2 separate regions of the Homo sapiens genome follow, and region 1 is linked to region 2. Evidence: chromatin loops called from intact Hi-C (ENCODE). Cell type or tissue: Calu3. All regions are shown on one strand. Links, peaks and the distances in the headings refer to the core of each region. The heading gives the core; the rest is flanking DNA. Region 1 has its middle 16 kb from the start of ABCA13. Region 2 overlaps PKD1L1 (polycystin 1 like 1, transient receptor potential channel interacting).

Evidence for each region. Peaks named below come from ENCODE experiments on the same cell type or tissue, not always from the same donor. Only the 100,000 strongest peaks of a DNase experiment are listed, where the experiment ranks them.
Region 1: a loop joins it to region 2, with 6 times the contacts of the local background. A loop is called at or near these places in 2 of 110 quality-filtered maps.

Annotation. Positions count from the first base shown.
Region 1 is chr7:48,147,414-48,162,879 of GRCh38, forward strand. No RefSeq gene overlaps it. Among named protein-coding and RNA genes, the nearest start is that of ABCA13, 16 kb to the right of the region's middle. In Calu3, for the core only: CTCF peaks have their summits at 7,559 (motif pointing left) and 7,764; a DNase peak (open chromatin) is centred at 7,558.
Region 2 is chr7:47,837,503-47,852,968 of GRCh38, forward strand. It overlaps PKD1L1 (polycystin 1 like 1, transient receptor potential channel interacting), which reads right to left. Exons shown (of 57, transcript NM_138295.5): 32 at 9,377-9,569; 33 at 7,493-7,576; 34 at 5,460-5,667; 35 at 2,959-3,065; 36 at 1,944-2,160. Among named protein-coding and RNA genes, the nearest start is that of PKD1L1-AS1, 50 kb to the left of the region's middle. In Calu3, for the core only: no CTCF peak of the experiment used is centred there; a DNase peak (open chromatin) is centred at 8,889.

The DNA of each region.
Region 1 (15,466 bases), core at 3,733-11,732, 310 kb after region 2:
ATTGGTTTACAAGCTCTTTGTTCTTAGGGCAGATGGGAGGGGGAGGAAGGGATGAGGAAAAGGATTAATCAGTGAAGGAGAACTCTTGAGTCATTCAATAAGATGTAGAGCAGTGGTGGTTTCTGTGAATTTCCTGAGCAAAGGCATGTGTCTAAACTACTAAGATCTTTAAGTTATCTGGACTGAAATGGGTGGGAGTGGGTTTCAGGAGGAGCCAAGATGTTTGATTATACTCCACTGCTTCAAGGGAGTGTTATCTCCCTGAGCAACCTGTGGAATGCCGCGGAGCTGTTATGCTCTCGGGCATAAAGACATGAAGGCAATAAGGAGACTTTTCTCCTCAGAGGCCGCCCATGGCTCCCCCTGGGTGTCTCACACAGGGGAGACCAACTCATCTGGCACCCTAGAAACTCTCTTTCCCACAGAAGATGGAGCCACCATGTTGAACATGCCTAGCCCCCAGGTAGCCTTTTCCTATTGGCACAGCTGCTGACATTCACCTGTGCAAGCTCCCAGCTTGCTTATCTATGTTTGCAGCTCGATTTTACAGGCTGCTCTTTGTTAAAAAAAGAAATGATTTGGCCGGGCTTGGTGGCTCACCAAGGCTGAGGTGGGTGGATAACTTGAGGTCAGGGGTTCGTGACCAGCCTGGCCAAACTGGTGAAACCCTGTCTCTACTAAAAATACAAAATAATTAGCTGGGTGTGGTGGCATGCGTCTGTAATCCCAGCTACTCTGGAGGCTGAGGCATGAGAATCCCTCAAACCCGGGAGGTGGAGGTTGCAGCGAGTCAAGATCATGCCACTGCACTCCAGCCTGAGTGACAGAGAAAGAACTTGTCCAAAAAAAAAAAAAAAAATTGGGGGCTACTTTTTATTAAAAGGAATACCTTACCAAGGATTCTTACCCTCACTATCTGCCTAAATAATTTCTTTTTAACTCCTGTGTCACAATGACCACAACCAAGGAGGATTTAACAGGGGTTTTGTTATTTGTAACAAGTAAGGAGGACACCAGGCATAGTTCCTAAAGCAGTGCTTCCCTGAGCGATGGTGGAAACAGGGCTTTTACTGGGCTGGTGAGCTGAGTCATTGTATGTAGAGGTAAAGTCAAGTCAGTGCAGGTGCAGTTGCTAATCATGCTACTACACACATCGCATGTATAGGAAAAGTTGAGTAAGCTCCTCCCTGGGTGAGGATTTTAGTATGGTAATGAGGGGAGTTCACTGAAGTTCATTTCCAAATCTAGCATCTCTGGATCCAACTGTTTTTTGTTTTTCAGGTGCTGGGCTTCTTCATGGAATTCAAGGTGCAATAGTTACAAGTGGGTAGTTTTTCACAGTGCTACCCCAAAACTGGGGACCCAGGGTTACAATGCGGCAGCACTTGTACTTCTTATGAGCCACAGTTGGACCGAGTTTCCTATTATATTGTTTGCCCCAAGCAATCAAATGATTGGGGCTTCAAAGAGTTAAATCTTGCATATAAATTAAGAAAGATTACTATAATTTGATTGGGAGTATGGGTAGACCATTTGGTCTATACCATAGCCCAGTTTCAGAGGAGTGTGTTCCCCCTTTTGTTTCCCAGTTTTCTTTTTGTTTTGAAACACCCTTGGCAATGTAAAGCATTGAAGTGCTAGATGTTACTTTTACAAGTCCTCAGAGTGTGCATTATGTAACTGCTTGCCTCCTCAATCCTGTAATCCTTCCCCCTGTTTGTGATGGCTTTCACCCTTCCTTCCTTTTCTTCCTTTTCCTTTTCTTCCTTCCTTCATTCCTTTTCTTCCTTCCTTCCTTCAGTCCTCCCTTCCTTTCTTCCTTCCTTCCCTCCTTCCTTCCCTCTCTCCCTCCATGCATTCTTCTTTCCTCTCTCTCCCTTCCCCTCCCCTCCTCTTCCCTACTACTCATCCTTTCCTTCCTTTCCTTTTCCCTTTCTCCTTTCCTCCCTCCCTTCCCTTTTTTTTAAAAAAAATGGATCATAATATATTTTTCTGACATTTAAACCTGTAACTTAAAAAATTTTAATAATTAAAAAGTTATATCTGTAAAATGTCTCTAAACTTTAAGCAATTGCTGAAAACTTCAATAGCATTCAGTCTAGCAAAAATTTTGCAAAACTGGAAGGATTTTTCTCATTTCATAATATGAAAAGCCAAAAGAATTCACTTTGTATCTAATTAATATATTTAAATTAAAATATACTATAGAGCCAGAATATGAAATAGAATATTAAGAAAAAGTACCAGCTGGTTATTGAGAAGTGAAGGAAAAGGTCACTAAACAAATTGTGTAAACTCTAAAGTGATACAGATTAATAATGGAAAGAGTACCACCTTAATGGGTCTTAATTTTCTTTAAACAAATGAGAAAATGAAGAAAAAAGCGTGTTTTAAACAACCACCATTGAAGCAAAACCAATTCTATTGTTTCAAAAGGTAGTTATCAGCTTTCCATGTCATACGAGCAGAAATCCACCCTCAAGTCAGAGATTTGATCTGTAGTTACCCTCAAGACAGCACCACCATAGTTTATTCATTTCACAGTTTTTCTTTTCTTTTTCTTTTTATGAGACAGAGTCTCACTGTGTCATTCAGGCTGGAGTGTAGTGGTGTGATCTCCACTCACTGCAACTTCTGCCTCCTGGGTTCAAGTGATTCTCCCATCTGTAGCTGGGATTAGAGGTGGGTGACGCCACACCCAGCTAATTTTTGTATTTTTAGTAGAGACGGGGTTTTGCCATGATGGCCAGGCTGGTCTCGAACTCCTGGCCTGAAGTGATCTACCTGTGTCTGCCTCCCAAAGTTCTGGGATTACAGGCATGAGCCACCATGCCCAGCCACATTTCTCAGATTTTCTAAAGCAGATCTTTTATGACTAATGGGCCAGTCCTGCCTATTATCTAGCTGTTTGCTGAAATCATCAATCCTTTGATCCTTAGCAATCCTTAAAAGATCAGACTGTCTGAGAACCACTGGAGTTGACAGGGATGTCCTGCAAAGGGGCTGGGGATAAGGGAGAGAGAGGGTCATGTCAGAGTCCAGAGTTTGCATCATTGCCTGCTCTTTAATAGTAAGTGAGCTCTGTTTCCAGAGCCTCAGTTTACCTCAGGTTTCCTGAAATGAGAAAAATGTTCATGCCCGTATCGGCCTTGCAGGGTCATTGTGAAGATCAAGGAAAATCATTGAATAAAAATTATTTGTAGACTGTTTGACAAATGGAAGCCCACACAGGGCTCCCTTGAGTTCTGTGAAGATGGGTACCTCCTTTCTCTGTGGTCTGGCAGTACCCTGTGTTCTCCACTATTAGAGAAAACCTCATCATAGCGTAAATATTGAAATCTTCCCTTTATTAAATTGTGAGTTTAAGGAGAGAGGACAACTTACCTTTGTAACCAGTGCTTAGTAGAGTGTTCAGAACATAGGAATCTATTTGATAACAGTTTGCCAAATGGGTGTGAGCAAGTCATTCTCAGGATTTAGCTGCAAGATATTTTTATTTAATGTCACACAAAATGAATCCTATTCTTGCTAATCTCCAAATAATCACAATCTGAATGGCTTGCTTAGTGATAATTTTATTCATGTAAGAATTATTTATCATATGGCATAGAGGATGTTGTCCCTGGGGTGGGGGTAATTACTGTGGAAAGTAAATGACTCCCTTATGCTTTTTGCCTTTGGGATTGAGTTACCTTGAATCACATGGGATTCAGGTGTGTTCCTGCCAAGCAATTTCACTGCCCTGCAGGGGAGCTCGAATTAACAGGAAAGAGTTGAAGCAATTAGTCCAAAACAGTGATTCTCCATGTGTAGCTCTGAAAGAACAATGTAAATATTACTTGAGAACTTCTTAAAAATGCAATCCTTGGTCCTCAGACCTAAGAAATTAGAAAGTCTGTGGATGGAACTGAGTAATCTATGGTTTAATCACCTGCAAGTGATTCTGATACCCACTTGTGTTTGGGAACAACTTCCAAAACCAAGGAAAATCCAGCGAGTTCTCTGTTAATGAAGGTTCTTACCATCTCATGTAGGATGGCTTCATCTCCAGGTAACCATCCCAACTTTGACTGACTTCACAATTAAGAAGTTAATTATGTCACATTACAAGGGGTCCAGATGGAGAGTGGATTCAGAATCAGTGTGGTGTTGGACCGGGCCCCAATCCCACTTCTCTGTGGTTCTCCTCACTCTGCCTTCCTTTGTGGATTGACTTTGTTTTTGTGCTTGGTGAATGGCCATGGCTGTTACAGATGTCACATCCAAAACAAAGACATCTCGTCTGGTGTTCTCTTCTCAACAGTTAGGAAAACTTTCAGTGAAGCTGCAGTTGAACACCTCTTCCTATGTGTTTTTTGGCAAACATGGAGTCACGTGGGAACTCCTGTACCAGTTCTATGGAAAGAGGTGGATACTACTTTGACAGATCAGTTGAGTTTTGATTTTTAATCTGGATATTCAATTCTTCTCTGTGAGTTCCATGTGTGTGAGAACTGGTCACCAGAACAGGAGAAGACTGAAGCTCTGCCTGCAAGTCTTGTTTTTGTAATTTTTTTTTTTTAACATACAGTTCACTTTTTTGGATTTACTGTTCTATGACCCTTTTAAAAAAACTTTTTATTTTGAACTAAGTATAGACACAGGAAGTTGCAAAGATGATATGGAGGGATCCCATGTAACTTTCCTGCAGTTTCTCCCAGTGGTTATATCATATGTAACTGTAGCATAATACCAAAATCAGAAAACTGACATTAGCACAATGTGCATGTACAGTTCTGTGCGCTTTTATCACACATGCAGATTCATCTAACTGCAATCAGGATACAGAACTATTCTATCACCTCAAACATCTCCCTTACGCTAGCCCTTTTTAGTCATGTGCAACACCCCCATTCCTAATCCCTGGCAACCACTAATATGTGCTTCGTCTTAATACTCTTGTCATTTTAAGACTGTCATATAAATGGAATTATATAGTATGTGACTTTTTGAGATTGACATTTTTCATTCAGTAATATCCTTGAGATTCATCTAGGTTGCATGTATCAATAGTCTGTTCATTTCCTTTATTTTTATTTTTTATTTTTTTTGGAGACAGAGTCTCACTCTCTTGCCCAGACTGGAGTGCAGTGGTATGATCTCGGCTCACTGCAACCTCCGTCTCCTGGGATCAAGTGAATCTCTTGCCTTAGCCTCTCAAGCAGCTGGGATTATAGGCGCCCACCATGCCTGGCTAATTTTTGTATTTTTAATAGAAGCAGGATTTCAATATGTTGGCCAGGCAGGTCTTGAACTCCTGATCTCAGGTGATCTGGCCATGTTGGCCTCCCAAAGTGCTGGGATTACAGGCGTGATCCACTGTGTCCGGCCATCCATTCATTTTCATTGGTATGGAGACAGGTTGCTTAATCATTCACCTATTGAAGGAAATTTTGGTTGTTTCCAGTTTTGCACTATTACTAATAAAGTTTCTGTGAACATTCATGTACAGGATCTTGTGTGAACATGTTTTCATTGTTTAAATAAGTGCTCACGAATATGATTGCTGGATTATATGGTAAGGGTATGTTCAGTTTTCATTTTTATTATTATTATTTTTGAGACAACATCTCATTCTGTTGCCCAGGTTTGAGTGCTGTGGTGTGATCTCAGCTCGCTGCAGCCTCAACTTCTTGGGCTCAAGCAATCCTCCCACTTCAGCCTCCTGAGTAGCTGGGACCACAGGCATCTGCCACCACACTCAGTTAATTTTTTTTTTTTTTTTTTAGAGACAGGATTTTGCCATGTTGTCCAGGCTGGTCTCAAACTCCTGAGCTTAAGCGATCTGCCCACCTTGGCCTCCCAAAGTGCTGGGATTATAGGTGTGAGCCATCACTCCTGGCCTGTATGTTCAATTTTTTTTTTTTTTGAGACTCTGTTGCCCAAGCTGGAGTGCAGTGCACTCTCAGCTCACTGCAACCTTTGCCTCCCAGGTTCAAGTGATTCTCCTGCCTCAGCCTCCTGAGTAGTTGGGACTACAAGCACGTGCCACCACACCCAGCTAATTTTTGTATTTTTAGTAGAGACAGGGTTTTACTATGTTGGTCAGGCTGGTCTTGAACTCCTGACCTCAGGTAATCCACCCAAAGTGCTGGGATTACAGACGTGAGCCACTGTACCTGGCCTGTATGCTCAATTTTTAAAGCAACTACCAAACTATTTCTGGAGTGGGCATACCATTTAGTCATCTCACCAGCAATGTATGAGATATCTAATTTAACTGCATCCTTGCTACCGTTTGGTATTTACATTAATTTTTATTTTAGTTGTTTTAAGACTTGTGTAGTGATATCCCAGCTTGATTTTAATTTGTATTTCCCTGATGGCTAGTGATGTTGGACATCTTTTCATGGTCTTATTTGCTAATGTGTATCTTCTTCACTGATATGTCTCTTCATGTTTGAATTTGAAAAATTCAAATTATAATTTTTTCTTTCATGAATTATTCTTTTTGTTTTGCATCACTGTATTCTTTATTGTTTTTTTTTTTTTTTTTCTGTGCTAATATCTTTCTCCTCTTCTTCAGGCTCATCATTGATCAGAATGTTAGAGTCTTTGGTATGGTTTCATACATTCCTCAGGCTATGCTTTTTTTTCTCAATCATCTTTTTCCCTCTGTTGTTCATATTAGATGATTTTTATTGCTCTATCTTCTAGCTTCCCGATTCTTTAATTTTCATATACATTCAGTTATTGAGCCTCTCCAGGGAATTTTTTATTTCTGTTATTTTATATTTCATTTCCGTAATTTTCCATTTGGTTCTTTTTTTATAGCCACTAATTCTTTGCCAGGAATTAGTGTAATTGTTTCAAGAGTGTTTGCTGTCACCTAATGGAGCATGGTTATAATTGCTTTAAAATATTTATCTAATAATTTCAACATCTCTGTTATCTTGGGATTGCCATCTGTTAATTGCCTTTTCCTCTGAGAATTTTAAAAAAGGTTTTCCTGGCTCTTATGTATGTTGGATAATTGTGGATTCTCTCTTGGATATTTTGAATATTATGTTACAAGATTTTGGGTCCTAATAAAATCTTCTGGGGGAATGTTGATTTTTTTTTTTTTTTTTTTTGAGACAGGGTCTCACTCTGTAGCCCAGGCTGGAGTGCAGTGGTGCTATCTCTGCTCACTGCAGCCTTGACCTCCTGGCATCAGTTGATCCACCTCAGTGGCCCCCAAGTAGCTGGAACTTCAGGTGTGTGCCACCACACCTTGCTATTTTTTTGTTTTGTTTTGTTTTGCTTTTGCTTTTGTAAAGATGGGGTTTCATCATGTTTCCTAGGCTGGCCTCAAACTCCTGAGCTCAAGCAATCCACCTGCCTTGGCCTCCCAAAGTGCTGAGATTACAGGTGTGAGCCACAGTGCCCAGCCTGTTTTGCTTTATTTTAACAGGCAGTTAACTTAGTTGGCTTTGCTCTGCAAGTCTTGACCCATTTTCTTTAGGCTGTGCATTCAATGTTAATTTAATTTCAAAGCTGTTGCAGTGCTATTTTGTCTGCTTTACATGTGTGCCACCTAGGGGCCAGTCTGGGTCCTGGAGAGTGTTCAATGTTGTAGTTTAGTTCTCAAAGTCTTTGCTATGTTGATTCTTGTCCATTCCATAGCTCACGGATGATCTCAGGACTTTACACATTGATCTAAAGGCTCTCGTCTTTAGCTCCTTCTACTCTGTGATGTTCCTCACACATAGCAATTCTTAGGGTCACTCTTTCCTGGTGCCCTAGTTAGGAAGCTGGTACTTTAGCGTTTCTGTGCTGTTGCATGCTTCCTATGACAGCGTGCACTTCAGGGCAAAGCAGCAAGTCATGGAGGCTGCGGGGCTGCTATCACCACTGCCACCACTGCAGGAGTCCAGATTTGTTATGGGTGTTCACCGGAACTAGGGTTGGGAGACGCGACAGAGCTCCATACTGCAGGGACTCTTTTGTAGGTTCTCTGGTGAGTGTAAGAGTGTGTGTTTTTATTTTTTCTCTCCCTTGGAGCCTTTTCCATATGTCACAATTCCAGGATTTCGGTTGCCCCAAACTCTATGTAAGGCAATATGAGAGGAACCAAATTTTAAGAAAAAGGGAAAAAAATTTACTGCCATCTGGGTTATTTGCTGAGTTTGATTTCTCTGTGCAGTCTCTCTGCTTCTATTTACTTTTCAACATTCTTCAATAACTTTTTTCTATACTATTTTAAGACATATTAGTTGCAGTAAGTGGGAGATAGGGTGGGATGGTCTTAATCCATCCTAACTGGAAACAGAACCTTAAATCTTGGCTTTGAAGTAAAAAGGTCATGGTCCAGATATAAGGCAGGATAATTTGGAAGAATATTTATCAAATTTTAAAAAATTTACTCTCTAGGAGTCTAGATAAATTTGTCTAAAATACAAATGGATGAGACTATTAGGAAAAACTGAATGGAAATAGTTTTAAGAGGGACCCTGTACCCATCTCTTCTCCCCTACCATGTTATCTCCAAGGTGGAGACAACACAGCCCCAAATAGCACTTGGGACCTGAGTGTAGAGGAGGCTAGTGCTCCACTTCCACCTGAAGACCTGGGCGGTAAAAGCCTTCCAGGGAATCTGTGCTCTCATGGCATGAGAGTGGTAGAATAGAGATGACAGGGGGTCATTGAGGCAGAGATAGTCCCACGGAGTTACTCTTGGTACCAGGGATGTCAAAGAACAGCTGAGGGTTCTCTATGTCTCTGAGAAAAGGGGGAGAGAGGTCTCATGGTCAGGATGAGAGGTCATAGCAACAAAGGGCCTGTGGCCCTAGAGACAGGAGCCCAAATTTAAATGTGGGCATTTCAGTAGAGTTCAGCAGTGAGACAGGGAGATGTGGCGGATTGCTCAGGACCATCCAACATCGTGAATGTTGGTAAGGGGAGAGATCAGACCTGTGTACAAATTTGGGAGCAGTGAGTGCATGAGTGGTATGGTATTTAAAGCCATGAGCTTGGCTGAGGTGTGGGTGAGAGGAGAAACTGGCAAACGCTGAGTCCAGGACACTCTGAAGTTCAGAGGATGGAAAGAGGAGGAGGAAATGATAGAGACTGAGAAGGTTGGGCCAGAGAGGTGGGAGGGGAGGTAAGATAAAATGGTGAGGAAGAATGAAGTACTGTGCCAAACACCACTGCTGGGGTCACGCAGGAAGAGGTTAGCTTTGGTCCGGCTCTTATATGTGGAAACATGGAGCATGGAGATCACAGAAGAAAAGTCAGTGGAGTGGTAAGGACAGAGCTTGACAGCCATGGATTTAAGGTGGATAGAATAAAGAGTTGTGGACAGAAACAATATACACTTGATCTTAGCTAAAAGGTGGAGAAGCAATGACAGAAGATTGACAATTATTTTGAAGAATTCTGATGTTAATAAAGATACAGTGCAGTACTTGGAGGAACTGATTTTTATTGTATGGTAGCAATCTTAGCGTGTTTGTGTGCTCATTAAAGGGTGTAAAACTGATGATCCTGCAAAGGGTACGAGATGCAGCCAGTGCAGCAGGGGGGAGCTGTCTTTAGGTAGGGACAAAGTGAGTCAAGCCATTGTGTCAGGAGGGAAGGCAGATGGTGTTAGTAAAGACGAGGCAAGCTGGTCCATTTGGTGGAGGGATTCTGTGAAAGTTTTATTCTAACTGCCTCTGTTTACTCAGTGAAATATCAAGCCTTAGTTTTTGCATTTGTAAAATAAAACATGTAATACCTACCTATTTTATTGGTTTAGTGAGCATCACAGAGGGCCCATTTAAACATATTTTGGAAATTGCAAGACATTGTACAAATATAATCATTGTCATTGGCTTTGATAAAGTTGTTCCCTCTCTTTGGATATCGATGTTTTCTTCCTGAGGTCCTCAGGATTCTAGAATGTTGATTTGGGAGGCATCAGCTCCTCACCGCCCTAGCCTGACAACAACTCCTTTAGGGTGAATTCTCTTCCCTCATCCTTACACTGAAGGAATGGTAATCCATAAGTCCTATTGCTAATTGAATTTTAGATTTTGCATTATATTCTGCCATCCTATGCTTTCAAATTAGACCTAGAGGCTCTGACACCAGAGTAAACAGACATTGCATTTCATATTCTCACCTGGAGAAATACAATTTTGCTTGAATGGAAGATGCAAGGAGCATGGTTTAAACCTCAGATTCTCTCAAAGAGATGAAAAGGAGAATTCTACTCAATGCCCTTAAAATCTAGGTGTTGGCAACTTTCCTTTCAATGGATAAAAGTAATTGTTAGTAGACTTTTGAGGATTTCTTTTAAATTTTCTTAGCTCAGTGGACACTAAATAGCATTAAAAGTTGAAAACCACTTGTCCCTATCCATTTATTATCTTTTGAAGAGACATTCTTTAGACAGAAGTTGAAATTATGTTTTTTTATTAGTGTAAGAAGGGAAACTAATTCAGATTAATGAGAAATTACAGAAATTAGCAAGAGAGAATTTCAGCATCAGAAAAAAGTAAGTTATTTAAATTACCTTTGAGGCGATTATTTTCAAGATTTATAAATTACAATTAAATATGAAGCATTTGAGTCATGAAAGTTCTTTAAGCTATGAAACTTCTAATTGCTTATTGCCCCTAATTTTAATAAAGCTTTTTAACAGAGACAAAGAGGCAATTTTACCTGAAAACACGGAATATTTTACTTACAACTTTGAAACCACATTACCATAACCTTTCAAAGGAATCAGTCAAGTGTTTCTTGATCATCTCATGCATTCAAGTCGATTGCATGCTCATCTGACAGTTTGCTAGGCTCTTTGGGAACCACTCAGCTCTGACCAACTCAATTTATGTTTGAAACTTATTCCATCCAAGCAGCATTAGACTTAAGTGTAGCTGGGAAAGAGATAAGTTAGATTTGGCCTGCAGGGGCCTTTGTTCTTCATTCCTTTCTTTCCTGGATTAAGCCCTCCTTTCTTCCTTCCCTCTCTGGTCTGTGCGGGGCTTCATGTACTCTTACCCATCCACTTCTCTAAGGAATAAAACCTCCATTCAAATAATCAAGTAGAATGGCTTCAGTTTGAAAAGGTGGGGGGTGGTAGAGGGGCAAAAAAGAGCAGAGACTGGGAGCAAGTTTTGTTATTAGTCATAAAGCCAAATGTTACTTTTGTAAACCAATATGAGATGTCTTGTGAGAAAGCACCAGTAGACATGGAATTCTGATTTACAATGACTGATGCATGAGGCATGCGGTCTGTCCTACACAGATAATTTGTGATTCTGTAGTGAGTATAGAGGGACCGGTTCTCCTCTGAGGGAAATTCAGCTTTAGACATGATTTCCAAAAAGTTCCATCCTCTGGATCCTTTCATATAAAGACTTTTCTGCTAACTCCATGGTTTTCTCAGCGCCTTTCAGGGTCAAAGGAATTCCCTGATCTAGGTAAGGTGTGAGCATCAACCTTAAATTCCTTAGTAAGACTCATCTTCAGGCACCCAAATGCAAGTTTAGGTTGCACATCCCCTTTTTAACCCCTTTGTGTTAGTCCGCTAGGGCTGCCATAACAAAATACCGCAAACTGGGCAGCTTAAACAAGAGAAAACTATTTTCTCACAGTTCTGGAAGCCAGAAGCCCAAACTCAAGGTGCCACTAAGGTTGGTTCCTGGTGAGGCCTCTCCTCCTGACTTATAGCTGGCCACCTTCTAGCTATGTCCTCACATAGCCTTTCCTCTGTGTGTGTCCACTCCTGCTCTCTCTTCTTTTCCTGTAAGGACACCAGTCTTATCAAATTAGGTAAGACTAAGCTTTATGATCTCATTTAACTTTATTGACTTCCCTAAAGGCTCCATATGCAAATACAGTCACATTGGGGGTTAGGGCTTCAACATTAAATTTTTTGGGGAAGGCAATTCAGTCCATAACACCCTCCTTCCCTTCTTGGACTCTTCTTGTGATATAGGTTTCATAGTAAATGTCTCATTTCCTAATCACCGTTGAACTAGCAAACCTTCGCTTTTGTGCATTATAGTAGAAGAGAGACTGATGACCTTGCTTTCGTGGCTTTCTCCTTTGATTGTCATGGCTGCATATGGACTTTTAATGCTTTCCTCTTTGCACATCATCCACTGAGTAGAGAGTTGTGGAAGAGGTGGTTGCTGAGGCAGGTGGCTGACATCAGGGAAGATGGCAAGAAGTGAGTCAGTCTTGGGATGGAAGAATCTGGGAGCAGGTAGCATTAGGAGAATGAGGGTTGTATTAAGTATTTAGTCACATTTCATCCATGGTGTTCTCTTCATGTTGTACTGATTGAAACGATAAAGCTGTGGATGGCCAAGGTCACGCTGGTCATTAACTGCAGGTTGGACCTGGAACTCCCACCTGGATGATTCCAGTGCCAGAACCTGACTTCCCTTGGAAATCCAGCTACTTACTATTCCCCAAACCTCCCACCTCCACTTTTTCACTACCCTTGGCTTCTCCTCCTTCTCTCCTTCTTTGAATTATGTCATCATTAATTCCTTTGTACTTTTTCCATGTCTCAGCCCCTGCCAAAGGCCCTTATTCCCTTCTCCTTGGACAGTTGTGATAGCCTTCTTCCTGCTGGCCTTCCTGCCTCTAAGCTGTGCTAAAGGGGAGGTGGATAGTTGAGATGGTTATTTACAGAGAAAGGGAAGGACAGAAAGCAGGGCTCCCAGGATTCTCTATGGACAAATTCTGTTCTCTTTCAGCCACTTGTATCAGTGAGGCATCTTAGTGAGATAAGAGAGACAGAGAGACAGAGAGAGAGAGAGAGGCAGATGCTCCTTCCTGATGACCATGGCAGGCCGGCCTCAAATCCTGACTCAGCCATTCCCCTAGAAGCTGGTTTTTATGAACCATTTGGTGGACTATGTATCAACAGGATCAACAAGAAAAATACAAGTTAATGTTGCATATTATAAAGAGATAAATTTTAATGTAGAAAACTTCTATAGGTGATGGAAGAGCCAAGAAGCCAGGGAGGCAATGGTGAAGTGACTCAGAAATCGGCAATTAGGGTAACAAATGGCCAATGGGGGCTCCAGGCTGGAGGAACAAGGGCAGGAGATGGAACTGCTGCAACTCAGGGTCACTTATGCAGGCTGGAGCCCTGACAGGGAAGGGAAGTGCAGGGGGAAGGATGGAGGGTGGAGGAGAGGAGACAGGGAAGAGAATTTCTCTAGAGAACTCTGCCACACTGGCCGCTTTAACTCACTAACACCCACACACAACTGGCTCAGCTCAGGGCTGCTTGTTTCTGCTCACCAAGGAGCCCACCAGATGCTCTTTGCTCAGGGGGTTTTGACACATGTGGGGTTCCAGGGCCCAGGCTGCTTCAATCTTGTTCTGCCATCCCCTAGGGCCTCTAATGGAGAGAGGAGAACATTGACTGACACTGAGGGCCTGGACTTGGAAGTGACAACGGTATTCCCCTCACCTTCAGTGGCAAGAGTGAGCCACTTGGCCCAGTGCAAGGGGGCTAGGAAGTCCCTTGCTGAGCATCGCCCTGGGCAGCGGCTCAGCACTGTGTGAGGAGAGTGCCATCCTAAGGGACATTGGTCACCTCTGCCTCATGGCTTAGATACTATTTTGCTTGTGAAGGAAACCAAAATATTTCATATATATATATATATATATATATATATATATATATTTGGAAATATTTAGAGATAGCTATTCTGAGGGACTGGAAATACAAGAGTAGCAGAAAAGCTGTCCTTCTTGGGAAGAGCTGTATCTGTGGAGAAATTCTGCATCCCCCTTCTTGGGGTAAACAGAACTTACAGTGTCTTTTATCTAGTCTGCCAGGCTGCCTGGTTGCTCCCTCAGGAATAACCTCCTATGTGTCTGGATCATATAAAACTGTCTGCAGTTGCTCAGTGTTGAGATGTGGGTCCCACATCAATCCAAATGTATGCTTTTCTGCTCTGTAACATTTAAAACCAAAGATACTGCCCCTAAATTGGTCACTCTTGTAATCCATTTTAGTAAAGATGTCTCAGGAAGCTGATATTACTGATCTACAAAATGGAACAATTCCTTCACACTATACCATTTGGTTTCAATAGTTAGTTGGTTCGCCCTTCCTTCATATTGATTATTTTCTTGGTAACCACAAGTCTCAGAGGTACTTTCTGTTGTTCCTGCATAATATTTTCCTTTGTTGTTGACTTTGAGGCTAGAATCCTGAGCTCAGATGGACCACATCTGAGTTTGATCCAGCTTCAAGTTCTGACTCAGCACCCTCTTTTACTTTCATTTTAGCCATTATAGATAACAGTCACCAAAAGATTGAATATTTTTTTTTTCCTTATTAGTTTGCATTTCCTTATGTATCCAAAGAAACAATTCCTGGAGAGTAGGATCCATCTCTAAATTCCATTGGTAACTTTCACCTTTAGTAATTGATCTCAACATAGCTGTGGCTTTATAACATGGGTGACCACCTGGCTACCCAGGAATCAAATATTCCTCATCCCCCACTCTTTTATCCTTTCTCTTCCCAAGCCACATGTTTCCATGAGTCAGTGCCATTCCAATAAATCCCACTTCACTCACCAATTGTGTAGAGAAAAACTTTTCTCAAACTGCATGTTCCCTCCACTCTCACACCACATTAGTGATCAACACAGAAGACTTCTGTGACCAAATGTGTGGGTATTTTTTTTCCCAAACACCAAGGAGAAGACAGCAGCTAAGTGTCCTTTAATTTAGTTCTGACACTGTCTACTCAGAGATAGTGTCAGATCCCACAGGTTGAAGGCTCAGTCTCTGAGACTGCCCCTCTATACACACCAGTTGCAAGTCCAGGCATCTGGAACTTCTGACTGACCAGCTTTATGTTGGGGTTCCCATGACCCTCTCTTTGGGTTCAGTTAATTTGCTGGAGTGGCTCACAGAATTCAGGGAAACACTTATGTTTACTGGTTTATTATAAAGAATATTGCGAAGGATACAGATAAAGAGACACATAGAGGAAGGTATAGGGGAAGGGACATGGAGCTTTCATGCCCTCCCTGGGTGCCACCCTCCAGGAACCTCCACTGTCTAACTGTCCAGAAGCTCACTGAACCTCTTCCTCTTGGGTTTTTATGGAAGCTTCAAGAAATCAGCATTCATTCCCCCAGTGTATAGTATGGGACCTTCTCATGGGAGGGTCTTAAGATCCACAGTCAGAAAGACAGGGGAACATTAGAGTAAAAGGAGGGCAGGAGAAAGTAAGAGGCCTGTCCCTGAGGCCTAACACACCCAACATTATGAGAAAAGACTGTAACAAGGGCTATGGGAGTTATGATCCAGGAACTGTGGACAAAAACCAATGTATATCATAACACCACACTGCCAAAGTAAGCTTAATAAGTGAAGGAGAAATAAAATCTTTTCTAGACAAGCAATTGCTAAGGGAATTCATTGCCACTAGACCAGCCTTACATGAGGTCCTTAAGGGAGTTCTAAACATAGA
Region 2 (15,466 bases), core at 5,089-13,088:
TCAAATGCCTTCACTCCCAGCCTCAGGAGACCTTCTCTCCAGAGCTTCTGATCAGTCTCTCCTTGGTTCTCCTTCATATTCCTAAGAGACTTTCAAAAACCCCTCCACTCTCAGAACTTTCCCTGGCAACATAGTTAATTTCAACTGGGCTTTGAGTACACTGAGAGTGGGGCTGAGTCACCTCCACCTCTGTCCTCAGTAGCCCACAGTGTCTGGCACACAGTGGGAGATACGTTGTTTAGGAATTGCACTAAATTTTAAGTTCCAATTCAATTTAAATAATGCGTGGGGCTCAATATTGTTCTAGAAAAAACAAAAGTATATACAGAACTGCTCTTATGGAATATGAGCAGAGCACAGAAGCGAATGCCAGAAAAATCGTACTAACAGAATGAGAATATATCTTCTTTATGTAAATAAACTAGCCAACAAGCAACGCTCAATTCGCAGCACACACAAGTGCTCATACGTGACTAAATTAATAAGCCTACATTTCTCACAAAAAGCTCTCAAGCACAACAGCTGGAGGATAAGCAACGTATGTCTCCCGTTGTTAACTATGGTTCCTCAGCCAAACAGTCATTCTCACATGGAAACAGTCGTCTAAGAGGAAGCCCCAGTTGAATGGACCTTCAGTTTTAGATGTTGAAGAATTTCCACATGCTGTGGCTGATTGAAAACTTGTTTCAAATCCTTTGTGATCATGTTTCTTACTAGCTTAGCAATATGTCAGGCCTGAAAATGCCAAGGCCTTGAGCCTGGGCCTCTCATCAACGCAGGTGGCAACAGGGCGGGTTGGAAAGAAAGCCCAGTGGCCTGGCAAGGTCCGGCGACACTGGGGACTGTCTGAGTTCACTGGGCTTTTACCACTGTTTGAGACCCAGCTTCAGGAAGTACTCATCAGGGACACAGAGTCACACATGAAAGTTCCCACAATGTTGTCATTACCATAATAAATGAAAGAAAGTTATAAATGCCCAACAGGTCTTCAGCAAATGGTCATGCACAGTGGGCCACTATATAGCCCTGAAATGATGTTTTAAAAATTCATGAAGAGACCTACTCTAAAATGTTGAATAAGAAAGTGCAAAATGCAGCTAGGTGTGTTGGCTCATGCCTGTAATCCCAGCACTTTGGGAGTCCGAGGCAGGAGGATCACAAGATCAAGAGATCAAGACCAATCTGGCCAACATGGTGAAACCCCATCTCTACTAAAAATACAAAAATTAGCCGGGCATGGTGGCGTGTGCCTGTAGTCCCAGCTACTCGGGAGGCTGAGGCAGGAGAATCACTTGAACCCGGGAGGCAGAGGTTGCAGTGAGTCGAGATCGTGCCACTGCACTCCAGCCTGGCAGTAGAGTGAGACTCCATCTCAAAAAAAAAAAAAAAAAAAAAGAAAGAAAGTGCAAAATGCATGACATTATCATCACAATTGTATGAAATGTGTTTGTATATAGGGAAAGACGGAAAGGACATGCAAAAATCACGACTTCCATGGTTAGTTTGTGAGGTTATCTGTTATTCTGTCACTCTGGCTATCTCCTGCCATCCTGGACCTGACCACATCTATACCACATCTGTAATTACTCTATTGATAGTTATCTAGGTTGTTTGGGACACACATAGGGCACTGAAAAGTCTTTAATTACAGGGCTCTGGACATCACAGACCACCAGCAACCATAAATTCCAGCAATGCTATTACAATTACAGAGAAGCATTACTACAATAATTAATAATTGTGAAGGGTAATTAATCCATGCTTGGATGGCCACTCAATGAATGTATCATTTAATATTTTGATATCGTGGTAATTAACTAAGAAAAGAGGAATACACTTTAGAAGAGTTCAAAGACACAACTGTGGCAAGCGAAGCAGAGACAGGTGCCATGCTCTGCCGGTCAGCCAGGTGCGCCACGAGAGGCCACCTGGAGGGAGCCTACCTTCCGGAAGCCGAGTCCCCCTTGCAGACAGGTGAGCTCCCGCTCCACGCGACCATCATGCCTGCCGGCAGACAGCCAGCACTGGGCAGGGAAGAACCAGCCCTGTCCCGTGTGCAGCTCCTTCACCATCACGTGGCTGATGAACCAGCCTGGGGAAGGCCCACGGCTGTCGTGCCAGAGGCGGATCTTCCTCAGCAGGCCCAGTTGGGCAGGAGCGCTGGAGGCACACACAGCAGCATCTCAGCCGGGTGGGTGACAGTGTGGTCCTGGCATCCCATCAGCCCCAATGCTCACCCTCAAGGCACTGATGGCCCACAGAGGGTGGATGGGACATGTCAAAGGTGACTGACATGCAGAGTGACATGTGAAGCCCCCTGGAACCCGGCCAGAGGATGGGAAATCCCACCGAGCACAGTGACCCTGCACTCAGGCCTTCAATATCCACCAGCTTTCCCAAACCAAAGTTACACAAATCTCGTTCATGTATTTGTCTCTGGTGTGGATTAGTCTAAAGTTAACCTTTTCTCTCTTAATGAAGACATAATACTCCAAACCTATAAATATCATACATGAAATTTACCAGGAGAAAAAATAATTTAGCTCAGTCCTTTCATATTTTCTAAGACGCCAGGTGCTTGCATCCTATCTTGTTAAATTCACTCTTTCTCCAACCCCACCATCTTTGTGACACCATGTGTCACAAACTGGGGACAAACCTAATTAAGGTCAGAAGGTTTAGTGTCATAGAAAACACTGATTATGAACTTTACTAGTATGTAAAATCAGTAAGTCTTCTTTCCCCACCCTCCTTCCTTCCTTGCCTCGCATAAACCTATTGTTTAATCTACTCAGAATAATAAACTAAAAATACATCATAAAATTGTTTGTATATAAATCGATGCTCACTATTAGAGACCAATGTTATGTATTCTACTGTTTTGTATTTGTGATAAGGTTACACCAATTCTGATTGGCCTCTCTTTCCCAAATCTAGCAGTGAAATATTTTGGAATACCTCAGGATAAAGGTGTGTCTGGAATTCCTTTCAAACAGGGGCTTCTCTGGACAGGAGAGCTCCTTGGTTTCTGACAGTCCATTGTCGCCACATAAAACAATGTACACCTCAAAACAAAGAACAGGGGTGGGAACTCAGGCTATTTCACAGCAGACACCATGCAATGCTGGGCAGGGCTTCCTCGCACTTTCTCCCAGCGTCCCACCCTTCCTCAAAACCATCTGCACGGTGGAGTGCCACAGCCTAGAGCCAGGGGATGAGTGGGCACGTCCAGTCCCAGGCTTCCCTGGAGAGCCAGAGGAGAGCCTCGAAGTGGAGCCTGGTAGAATTGGCCATTTCCTCACCTATTTGATCTAGAAAAGCCAGATCCCAACTAGGATTCGGGAGGGCATTTGTTTTCTCATGAGGGCGGGAGAACACCACGGTGGGCACACCATTTTCCTCCCTGTGGTTTGGCAGGGAGATGCCAGAGGAGCCTGGACGCAGAGTAGGGTACCCATGCACCTGTGGGCACACCCTGGGGAGGCACATGACAATCTGGCTGGGCTTGTCGTTCTCACTGGTATCTTCTGTCACACAGAAATGAACAATTCTGATGTAATGTCACTTATCAAATTTTCATTTAAGAAAGATATTTCTGTTTCTGAAATCCTTCCTTACTCGAAAGTGTATATTTTCTTTGACTAGTTTCTAAACTTTGTGTTTTCACCTTTCTGTCTCTAATGTTCTGGAGTTCATTTTTTGTGTGTATGATGTAAAGATTTAATAGTACCTTTTTCTACAAGGGCAGCTATTGTTCCAAAATATTTTTTGAAACAGTGCACCCTTTCCTGTGGTTTGTAAGACCTCTAGTCTTCCCTAGAAATCCCTCCTCAGTACCTCTCCCGAGGTCATGACACGATCTCAGGTGCTACAGTTTCAAAATAAGCCTGGATATCGAGTTGGGAGGCCCCTGCCTTGTTCTTCTCTTGAGAGTTGGCATGACTGGTCTTGTAATTCTCTTGTATTCTTTTCTACCTGAATTTTAGGATCAGTTTTCCAAGTTCCACAAAACACTGTCCTGGAATTATGAATAGATTTAATTGGATTTAACCTCATTATGCCTTAGGTTTTCATTTGTAAAGGGGGTATATTAATAGAATTTCATTCACACTATTATTATTAATGTTATAGATTAATTTGGGAGAAATGACAAAGGAAAATCGGCTTTCTCATCCATGAACATAGCTCTTTATTTGGATCTCTTATGCATATCAGGGATAGTTCCTTCATGATGGTCTTGTATGTGGGGTTTGATGAATTCACTTCTAGGCACCCCACCATTTTTTACTGTGACAAAGAGGTTCTTGTTTTCAACTCCATGTTATAAATAGTTATTGCTGTTTTATAGAGATTATTTTGATGATTTTTTCTTAATCACAAATTCAGCAAGTTTCTTTAATGTTATTAGTGCTAATCATTAGAGTGAAGATGCTTCTTCATTTGCTATGTAGACAACCTCATCCTGTACGAAGAACCATCTCTTTCTCCCTTTTGGAAACTTATATTCCTGTTTTATTTCTTGCTTTATTGTTTTTAACCAGGATTTCTAGTACAATGATAAATAGCAGTGCTGACAGCAGACATCCCTTAGAAATCATCTAAAGCTTCACCACTAAATCTTCCTTTGTTAGGTTAAGAACATTCCTATGTGTATGCATTGCTTGTGAATATATACATGTATGTTTATCTGAAAGACAATTTAAATATACAGTTGGTAGACGAAGGGCTTATGGTGAGTAAGGACCACATAAGCTTTAAAAATGTGTTGTGTCCCCATCTATCCTACTGCACTGTGGCACCCCATCTTATTCATCCTCCCATCTAACTCTTTCTCATCCACACCCCAATCCTATTGCTTCCATAAAGTAACCATGGTTCCCTCGGGAAATGGAAGCGTGAGTTCCAAGGGCAGAGGGAGTCTCCCTCTCTGAGGGATTTGTGTCACACGCACTTCGAATTGCACATGGCTCTGCCGGGCTCAATTTCTGCCCCTGCAGACCTCACCTCCACAGCTCACCGCGGCACCCCTGCTCCACTGGGCCCAGTGCTAGACTATTTCCTCCTCCTCCACCGCATCCTTCTTCCCACCCCATCTTCATCCTCCACCAGCTTCTCTGGGACTGTTGTCTTCAGCCCCAAGCTCAGAAGAGTACAACTCATTCTCAGAGTCTCAAAGATCCACTCAGAGACAGAACATATCTCCCCGGGCTGCTTTCCACAGTGGAGACAGAAGGAGAAGGGATTGGAGCAGCTGCAGAAGGTGAAGGGGTCTGCTCTTCACCCTGACAGATGTGCAGGCCAAGGGAGGGCAGTGGAAAGGGCGGGCAAGCTTTGCCTCAGCAATGAGATGAGGCTGCTGTGACAGGTGACAGACGGGGCAGCCAAATCACCAAATCCTCACTTCTGATGTTGACACTGCTTAGACACCATCAAAGAGTACCCCCAGATGCTCGAGCTACCTTTGAGGTCAACCTGGCCGGAGCTCGGAAGCCAGTGTCAATGACGACCGCATATAGCTGATGGCCCGGCAGGGAAGCTTCTTGCAGAAAGATGTAACCAGCTTTCTTTTTTTCATGATGATCTACTTGTCTACTTTTAGCGACCAAAAATCCATAAAGAATCACAGAACCCATAATAAAAATACTGGGAAGCAAGTTTTCTGGGTGGCTATAAACAAAAGGAGAGATATAAAGAAAATTGCTCATGAAAATAGACATATAGGAAAAGACTGATTGCCACCCCTAGCCCCTTACACACAAAAGTCCCTGCTGGGCTTCACTGATACATTTTTACACTTGCTGGAAGCTGAGTTAGAAGGGCTTTGAAGGCAGGGAGCTGGCCTGTGGTCCAGTGAGCAGCACCCCACAAGCATGGACTCCAGAACCAAAGAAACCTTGTAATGGACCAGCCTCTGTGCTAGGTGGCTGTGCCATGCTGGGTCTGAGGAACTTTCATTGTGAACTATGGCTAAGAATGCCAGTCTCGCTGCTATTGTAAAGATTAAGCAATACAAATATACAAAATTCTTGAAACATGCAGGTGCCATTATGTTCCTCCCTCTCTCCCTCTCCTGCTAGCAGAACAAGGCTAGGAGGCATTGGCAATGTTTTGGAGACCCTGCCTGTGCCTCCCACCGCCCCTGTGGATGGTGCTGCTTGTTCCCTACCTGTAGCCTCTACCTACCTGTTCCCAGGCACCAACACTGGCTGGGGTGAGATCACTGAATGCCCACAGTTCCGTAGAATGACATTCATATCAAGCTGCTGTGCAGGGACTCTAACCTAACTGGAGTCTTACAGATTTGTGATGGGATCTCAGAGGGTGGGCACCAGGGTCTATGTCACACGGGGATGTTGCCCGCCCCATCCCCTAGCATTCTGCTCTTTGATTTAATCTGAGGATTGGGCTCTGCTCTTGGTTTCTCACCTGCCCTCTTTTTTCCCACCAAGATAGAGCCTGTTCAGAGCTCTGCCCCACGAGCTCTGCAGGGTGCTCACATCCTTCCACCTGGACAATACTCTGAAACCTTTCGGATTCTGGCCAGATAGCCCCTGTAGAACTTCAGGTGTTGCCTCTCTCTGGACATCTTCCAGGGCTGCTTCCCCCATGGTTTGCCCCAGCCCCAGTGGTATCAATGCCGCAGACACCATGGTTGAGGCTGCTGTCTTCTGAGCCCTGATCACTGAATGGCCAGTGACCTGTTCTGCACCCAACATCTGTTGCATTAGCAATTCATATCTTATTTACTAATTATCTGGTCCACCAACTAGTCTATAAAGTAATACGATTGATGAAATAATAAAGTAAGGTAGAGTTTCTTACTATATGAATATAAGGAGAAAAAAATTTAACACTCAACACCCCAGAAAATGCAGACTCTGCCCTAGATATTCATTCAGCAAATATTTACTCTAAGCATTGTATTAAATGTAGGGTGACACTGATGAATAAGACAGGGAAGGTTCCTGTCCATATCAGCTTACATTCACTTTACTCATATCTCAGAGTCTAAATATAACCATTTCATATAAAAGTGGCTATAAAAATAGTGTACATTTTAAATCTATTATCTAAAATGGGATACTCCAGAGAGAGAAAGAGGGAGCTATTAATAATTAGGCTGTGACAATAAACATAAACCAGGACAGGCTCTTTAGGTATTATTGTCACTGTAGATATCAACCCTATCAATAATAATTGACCAAATTCACACTGAACTAAAACTAAACTTAAAAGTATGAAAAGTATGTTGACTTTCTTGTGTTTACAAATCTCTCATCAGTGAATTCAAGTATAGAGAGACAAGATATATAAGTATATATTCAACTATATAATATTTAAAGATAATTATCTACTAATATGCACATTTCAAAAATGCAATGATAGTAAGTAACATGGATTTCAAGCACCCCCGGAATTATATGTGGGCATCCTGAGTGAACAGTAAAACAAATAAAGTCTATGAAGTCTTTATGTAGGAAATGGAACTTACCTCTGTAGCTTGGAAATGTCACTCACTTCAAAACTGGCCTTCAGCTTTCTCCTTAGGAGAGCGAATGCCGCGAGGCGATGGTAGCTAGGAGGGAAATGCGGATGAGGATACAGAATGTGTGGAGAGAGCAGCTGTTGACAGTGTAATGGCATGTTGGTTAAAGGAATGAGAAAAGGAAGAAAGAGTGCAATAATGATAACTTTATGACTAAGACCCAGTTTAAAAGATTCACCTGACACCTAAGTTAGAAATGAGGGACACTTCTGATGTGCCAGAGTTCTTCACATCTGCGTGTTGGGGCACATGGCTCCCATGGAGGCTGTCCTGAGATGCAAGACTCCACAGCATATGGCGGTCTTCATGACAGCCCTCCACAGCATGGCTGCAGCCTGAGGCTCTCGGGTCCCAGTCACAGCCTAGCTGTGCTGCTGGTCAAGCTCTGGCCAACTCCTCTGCCTAAGCACCAGTTCCTGGCATTACAAATATCCTACCCTGACAATCACTGTAAACACTGTCTCCTTTTTTAAAAATAAAGTCTATCTCACCCTCATTATCTTGTGAGCAGGTCCTAGGTGTTATTGATTTATTTTAAATTTTTTGTTTGTTTGTTTTTGAGATGGAGTCTTGTTCTGCTGCCCAGGCTGGAATGCAGTGGCGTGATTTCAGCTCACTGCAACCTCTGCCTCCCAGGTTCAAGCGATTCTTGTGCCTCAGCCTCCCAAGTAACTGGGATTGCAGGTGTGTGCCCATCTAATTTTGTATTTTTAGTAGAGATGGGGTTTCGCTATGTTGGCCAGGCTGGTCTCAAACTCCTAACCTCAAGTGATCCACCTGTCTCAGCCTCCCAAAGAGCTGAGATTACAGGCATGAGCCACCACGCCTGGCCTGTTATTCATTTTTGTACCCTTGGCTCATAAAAAAGTGCCTAGCAGAGAGTAGTTACGTAATGGAGAATGAATGATTGCATTAATGCATTTATCAATAATTTAATATGGAAGCAAAATATTGGGCCATTACCAGTAAGTTTGGATGTGCTCCTAGCAATGGCATTAGAAAAATTTAAGAGTGTAACATAAGAAAATCAATAAATGGCTATGAATTGCACTGCTACGGTATGATCTGGATATATTTGCCTCCTAGCAGGAAATCACAAAATATAATGTCTTATGGCTTATTTGTTTTTTAAAAGGAAATGACTATTTCTGCTTCTAAATATGACTAATAATTGTTTATCCTAATGAAAAGGTAAGGGCAACAAAAAAGAATGATCTGAGCCTCTTATAGAATTGTTAGTCTGTCAGCTAGATGACAAACAATTTCTAATTTAGTGACATGACTCATATGCCCAGAAATTCCTGAGGAGGCTGTTCATGTTTGCGCAGAGACTTTTCTTGCCTCAGAAAGCACACCTTCACCACCAGGCTGTGGAGGGTCCTCTGAAGATGAGGGACTCTCAGGGCAACATGGGGGCATGGTGAGAGCTGAGGGTCCCACCTGCCTGACTACAAACTGCGTACTCAAAGGATGTCAGCACTTCTATGATAAGAAAACTGACAGGTTCATCTATCACTCATCCACCGACTCATGTCTTCAACAGACACTTACTAAACACCTCCTCCATGACAGTCGGTACGGGAAGGAGGAATACGAGGACAGTCTATAAAGCAGCCCTTGCTCCTTGGGAGCCCATAGAGTGGGAGAACCAAGGCTGACACACGAACTGGCTATGAGAGAACTGACACAGGCTGGAGAGTTGTACAAACCAAGAGAGCTCCAGCTTCTTATGGACAAGGTTCAGGAAAGGCTCTAGGGGTTGGGCCAAATGCAGAAGACAAGGCAGTCATTTACTAAAAATCTCAGATTCTTTCTCAAATGTGTCTATACCTGCAGTTCACTTTTTCAGGAGAAGTCCCTGGTTGTGGAGAGAAACGTTCAGATTTCCACTCTCTCTTGTCCCAAAACAGGCATCGGATCCACTGGAAATGTACTGTATAGTTCACTGCCTTAGCTAAATATCTGTTTGGAGGTTTTCTGTCATAGTCAGCATCCAATAAGGATAAATAGCCTACACTGGCATCTAAAAAGAGAAAACATAAATAAAAAGTACAACCTGAGGTTTGCAGAAAGGCATTCTCCATTTCAAACGCAGACAGAGTAGGCAGATAGGTGGGGACAAGGACTACAGATGAGCAAGAACTGAAAGACAGCATCAAATTCTAGCCATTTCCTGTCCCCGAAGCATTTAAATTTGGATTAAATCCACCCAGTCAAAGCTCCTGGATGCAGATACGAATTGAGGAATGGTAGAGAATTGGGAAGAAAAACAGTGTTTCTAGCATCCCGTATGTTCCAAGTGCCCCCTGACACCCTGAACAGGCCACACCCCCTGACCTTAGTGGGGATGGAAGAGGGTTGAGTCAGTTTCTTTAGCTGCCATTCAAGCCCACTTCCTGCTCCTCGCCAGTTTGTCAGCCAGCCTGCGAAATTTCAGTATACCCAGGGTCTAAACCCATTCTGGTAAGGACAGCACAATGACCCATGGAGTTTTAGCCTATCATTTTTTTTTTATGTTTAGCCTACTTTTTATATTTAGAAGCAGAAGTATTTAACATTCTACTTATTTAAAAATTGCCCAAGACTTTTTAATAAGTGGTGTTGGGACAACTAGACATTAGCCCTTTGTAAAAATATGGGCACCTCATGCTATAAAAAATAATAATAAACATTAGCAAATCAGATATCTAAATATGAAAGAAAAAACAAAAACAAACTGCACAAGTACTGAGGAACACATGAATGACTTCTTTTATAATCTGGACATAAGAAATAAATTTTGAACGATGGTTCAAAATCTAAGAGTCTTACAAGAAATGGTGGATAAATTACTATTTTAAAAATAGCCCTAACATATAAAGAGCTCTTAAACATCAAGAAAAAACAAACTCAATACAAAAGTGGGCATATATGAACAATTCACAGAAAAAAAGTGGATAATGGCTTTAAATATATGAAAAAATACCCAACTTAATTCATATAAAATGCATATTAAAATGAACATTTCTCAATTATAAGACTGGCAAAACTCAATAGCTTGAAAATACATCCTTTTGGCAAAGACGTGGGAAAACAGGCAGCTTCAGACACTGCTGGAGGTAAACGTGACAATACTTACCAAAACCACATAGGCATTTACCATCCGACCCAGGAACAGCCTATCTAGGAATTAAACTTGAAGATACACTCCTCCCCCTACATGTAATACAGTATATGCACAAGTCTTCCATGTGAATACATAGGAGACTGGCTGAATAAACTACGGTCCATCTATACAATGGAGAAGCACATAGCAGTTAAAAAAAAAAGATATCGATGAATAAATACATACGGAGTGATTTCTAAATATGTAATTTAAGTAAGAAAAGCACAATGCAAATGAGTGTAAGAAATAAGGGGAAATAATGTGGGTATGCATGGGCTTATTTTCCCAAAAAGAAACATCAGGAAAACAATTCCCATAAAATTATAATCATCGAGGCTGGGCGCAGTGGCTCACGCCTGTAATCCCAGCACTTTGGGAGGCTGAGGTGGACCACCTGAGGTCGGGAGTTCGAGACCAGCCTGACCAACATGGAGAAACTCTGTCTCTACTAAAAATACAAAATTAGCCGGGTGTGGTGGCGCATGCCTGTAATCCCAGCTACTCAGGAGGCTGAGGCAGGAGAATCACTTGAACCCAGGAGGTGAAGGTTGTGGTGAGCCAAGATCGTGCCATTGGACTCCAGCCTGGGCAACAAGAGTGAAACTCCAGTCTCAAAAGAAAAAAAAAATTATAATCATTGTTCTTCACAGAACTAGACAAAACAATCCTAAAATTCATATGGAATCACATAGCCAAAGCAATACTAAGCAAAAGGAACAAATCTGGAGGCATCACATTACCAGACTTCAAACTATACAACGAGGCTATAGTTACCAACACAGCATGCTACTGGCATAGAAATAGGCATGTAGACCAATGGAACAGAATGCAGAACCCAAAAATAAGGCCAAATACCTAAAGCCAATTGATTTTTGACAAAGCAAACAAAAACATAAAGTGAGGAAAGGACACCCTATTCAACAAATGGTGCTGGGATAATTGGCTAGCCACGTGTAGAAGAATAAAACTGGATCCTCATCTCTCATTTTATGTAAAAAATCAACTCGAGCTGGATCAAAGACTTAAATCTAAGACTTGAAGCTGTAAAAATTCTAAAAGATAACATCAGAAAAACTCTTCTAGACATTGGCTTAGGCAAATAATTCATGACCAAGACCCAAAAGCAAATGCAATGAAAACAAAAATAAATAGATAGGACCTAGTTAAACCAAAAAGCTCCTTCAAAGCAAAAGAAATAATCAGCAGAGTAAGCAGACAAGCAACAGAGTAGGAGAAAAAATTTGCAAACTATGCATCTGACAAAGGACTGGTATCCAGAATTCATAAGGAACTCAAACAAATCGCAAGAAAAAACAAATAACCCCATCAAAAAGTGGGCAAGGACCTGAACAGACAATTCTCAAAAGAAGATATGTAAATGGCTAAAAAATACTCAACACCACTAAGTAATAGGGAAATGCAAATTAAAACCACAATGAGATACCATCTTACTCCTGCAAAAATGGCCATAATTTTTAAAAGTCAAAAAATAATAGATTTTGGTTGTGTATGTGGTGAAAAGGGAATACTTTTACACTGCCTGTGGGAATGTAAACTAGTACAACAGAACCAACCTAAATGCCCATCAACCTACGAGTGGATAAAGAAAATATGGTATGTATGCACCATGGAATACTACTCAGCCATAAGAAGGAACAAAATAATGGCATTTGCAGCAACCTGGATGGAGTTGGAGACCATTATTCTAAGTGAAGTAACTCAGGAATGGAAAACCAAATATTTTATGTTCTCACTTATAAGTGGGAGATAAGCTATCAGGATGAAAAGGCATAAGAATGACATAATAGGACTTTGGGGACTTAGGGGTAAGGATGAGGGGGTGAGAGATAAAAGACTACACATAGGGTGCAGGGTATACTGCTCGGGTGATGGGTGCACCAAAATCTCACAAATCACCACTAAGGAACTTATTCATGTAACCAAAAACCACCTGTTCCCCAAAAACTACTGAAATAAAATAAAATAAAGGAAACAAATGAAAACAATTACCTATAAGGACTAGGTGATAACAAGGTATAAGAATAAGGCTGTTGAAAGATTTAGCTCTGAATACATACATCTTTAAATGTGCTTTAGACATCTGAACAATAAAAATGTCTCACAAATTCAAAACATAAATTAATGTTAAAAAATGGGGACGGGCGCCGTGGCTCACGCCTGTAATCCCAGCACTTTGGGACGCCAAGGAGGATGGATGACCCGAGGTCAGGAGTTCAAGGCCAGCCTGACCAACATGGTGAAACCCTGTCCCTACTAAAAATACAAAAATTAGCTGGGTCTGGTGGTGCATGCCTGTAATCTCAGCTACCCACAAGGCTGAGGCAGGAGAATCGCTTGAACCCAGGAGGCAGAGGTTGCAGTGAGCCGAGATCACACCATTGCACTCCAGCCTGGGCAACAAGAGCAAGACTCTGTCTCAAAAAAAAAAAAAAAAAAAAGGATAAAAGTAAGGCTTAGCATTAAGTACATGCAAAAAAGTGAACCTAGCTGTATATAAAACGTATAGCAAAAACCCACAGAGAAAATAATTAATTCAACTAACTTTTGACTATGTGCTCTTACTGTAATATATCATGTAAGAATGTAAAGTCAAAACTAAACAAAAAATCTAGAAAGAAATATTGAACTTTATCTGGTAGGTTTGTGATTGTTAGGGGTACAGGTGCTTTAATTCTAAAACGATTTGGTGTATACTGTAGGATAGAGCAAAGTGAATTTTGCTCTTTGGAAACTGGCTCTCAAGTTCTCATATTTTGGCAACTGGAATTCTCACTGTAGGAGAATGGGGATCTGAACACACAATGGGAGAAAGTAATAAGGAACCCTGGGTGTTGGATTTGAATTAAGGCATTGTGATTAACTCATTTTACACACACATACACACACACACACAGACGTTAAATCAGTGACGCCCCAATAGCAATGAGCAAATGTGATGCGCAGTTCTTGTGTTCTAATGTCATTTCCCATCAATGAGCCAAGCCTCATTGAGGACATGGCCGGTTCCAAGGAAGGGCTGGCCAAACACAGGATAAGCCAGGACACGCTGGTGTCCCAGAAAGTAAAGAAGCACTTGAGGATTGTGATGTCATGTCAAGAAAACCTCAGGAAGCATCTTGGAGGAGCTCCCACTGGAATAATTTGTGCATCAAAAAGTAAAATAATGGAGGTGAACTAAACACATTGAATTTTTTTTTTAACACATTGAATTTTTAAGAAACACCATGCACCATAGAGACAAGAGAGCAAGAGTAAGACAGAGAGAGACTGAAGCTCTTCTTTACTGAAGAATGCCAGCTAATTCATGGTGGAATTAGCAAATCACCGTTTTGTAGCCTTCTATGTACCTATATCACCCATGGATCCTTAAAATCATGGGGTGACAGTTTGTAAGGCAAGAAGATACTAAGGTGGTCTCAAAAGTATCATCTCACAAAGGGGAAAATGGAGAGATTGGAGGTTCTTTCCCCAAGCAAATTACCAAACTTAGCACCATCGCCTATGGAATATGCTGCCAATCATCTGTGAACTGAATTTAATCATGAGGAAACAGTCAGGCAATTTCCTGAATGTACAACATGCAGAAAATAACTAACCTAAGCTCATAAAAAAAAGTCTGAAAAAAAGGCAAAAATTGGGAGGGTGTTGTAGATTTTTAAAGGGACTATATAAAAACACAGCAACAAAATGCATTCATGAACTTTGACCTACTTCTGATTAAAAAATATAAAGAGCTATAGAAGGCATTTGGGGGGATTTTAAAAATTTAAATGTGGATAACAGAATAGATATTCTTGAATTAATGTTGATTTCTTTTCCTTATGATAATGTACTGAGTTTTGTAGGGAATGCCCTTGTTTTCATGAGATGTTTAAGTATTCAGGGGTGGTATGTCATGGGGCCTGCAACTTTCTCTCTAACGGCTTGTCCTCTCCCTCAAAAACATCCCCCACCCACATGTGCACACCTGTACACATGCAGATAAGGCAAATGTGGCAGAAATCAACAAATGGTGAATCTCAAGGAAAAGGATATGGGTATATGTTGTGCGTATTTTTCTAATTTTCTATCAGCTTGAAATTACAATAAAAACTGTGAAAAAGAACACATGAAATGCAACATTAAAAAATACCATTGAGAATTTGAATTTGATGAGCAATACAGTTTGATTCATTTTTAAAAGAAACAAATACTGGTTCTCAGAAGAAAATAACTATATCCCAGTAAACATGTAGAGACAATGGGTCTGGCGCACTCACTGACAGTCAGAAGCCAGCTCCTCTCCAGGGCCAGGGCCTGTGGAAGTCAGTGTAAGGCGCGTGTCTGGTGAGTTGCCTGTGGGTGCCACTTCAGCCCACTGAGCTCCAGTTTCTTGCTTTTTTGGGGAAGGGGTTACTGAGGCTCAGAATCCTAAGCCACCAGGGGCAGACCACGGAGAAGGGGTGAGCCCCAAACTTCACACTCTGCCCCCACACTGCTTCAGAGGGGGTCCTGTGCCCTATTGATACGTGAGACACAGAGACGTCTCAGAAGTCCTGGGTCAACTCTGAGGTCAGGGAAGCTCAGCAGAGGTTAGTTTGAGGGAAGCAAGGCAGGAGGGTGCTTCAGGCAAAGACTTAGCCTGAGCACAAGCAGAGCCCTAAGGATCAGGAGGAGGCGCCAGAGACCACCTGGGAAGAGATGGGTAGGGCAGTGAGCAGCACCAGCCACTGCATCACAAGGATGGCGCTCATCATGGGGCAGTTTCCATGTGT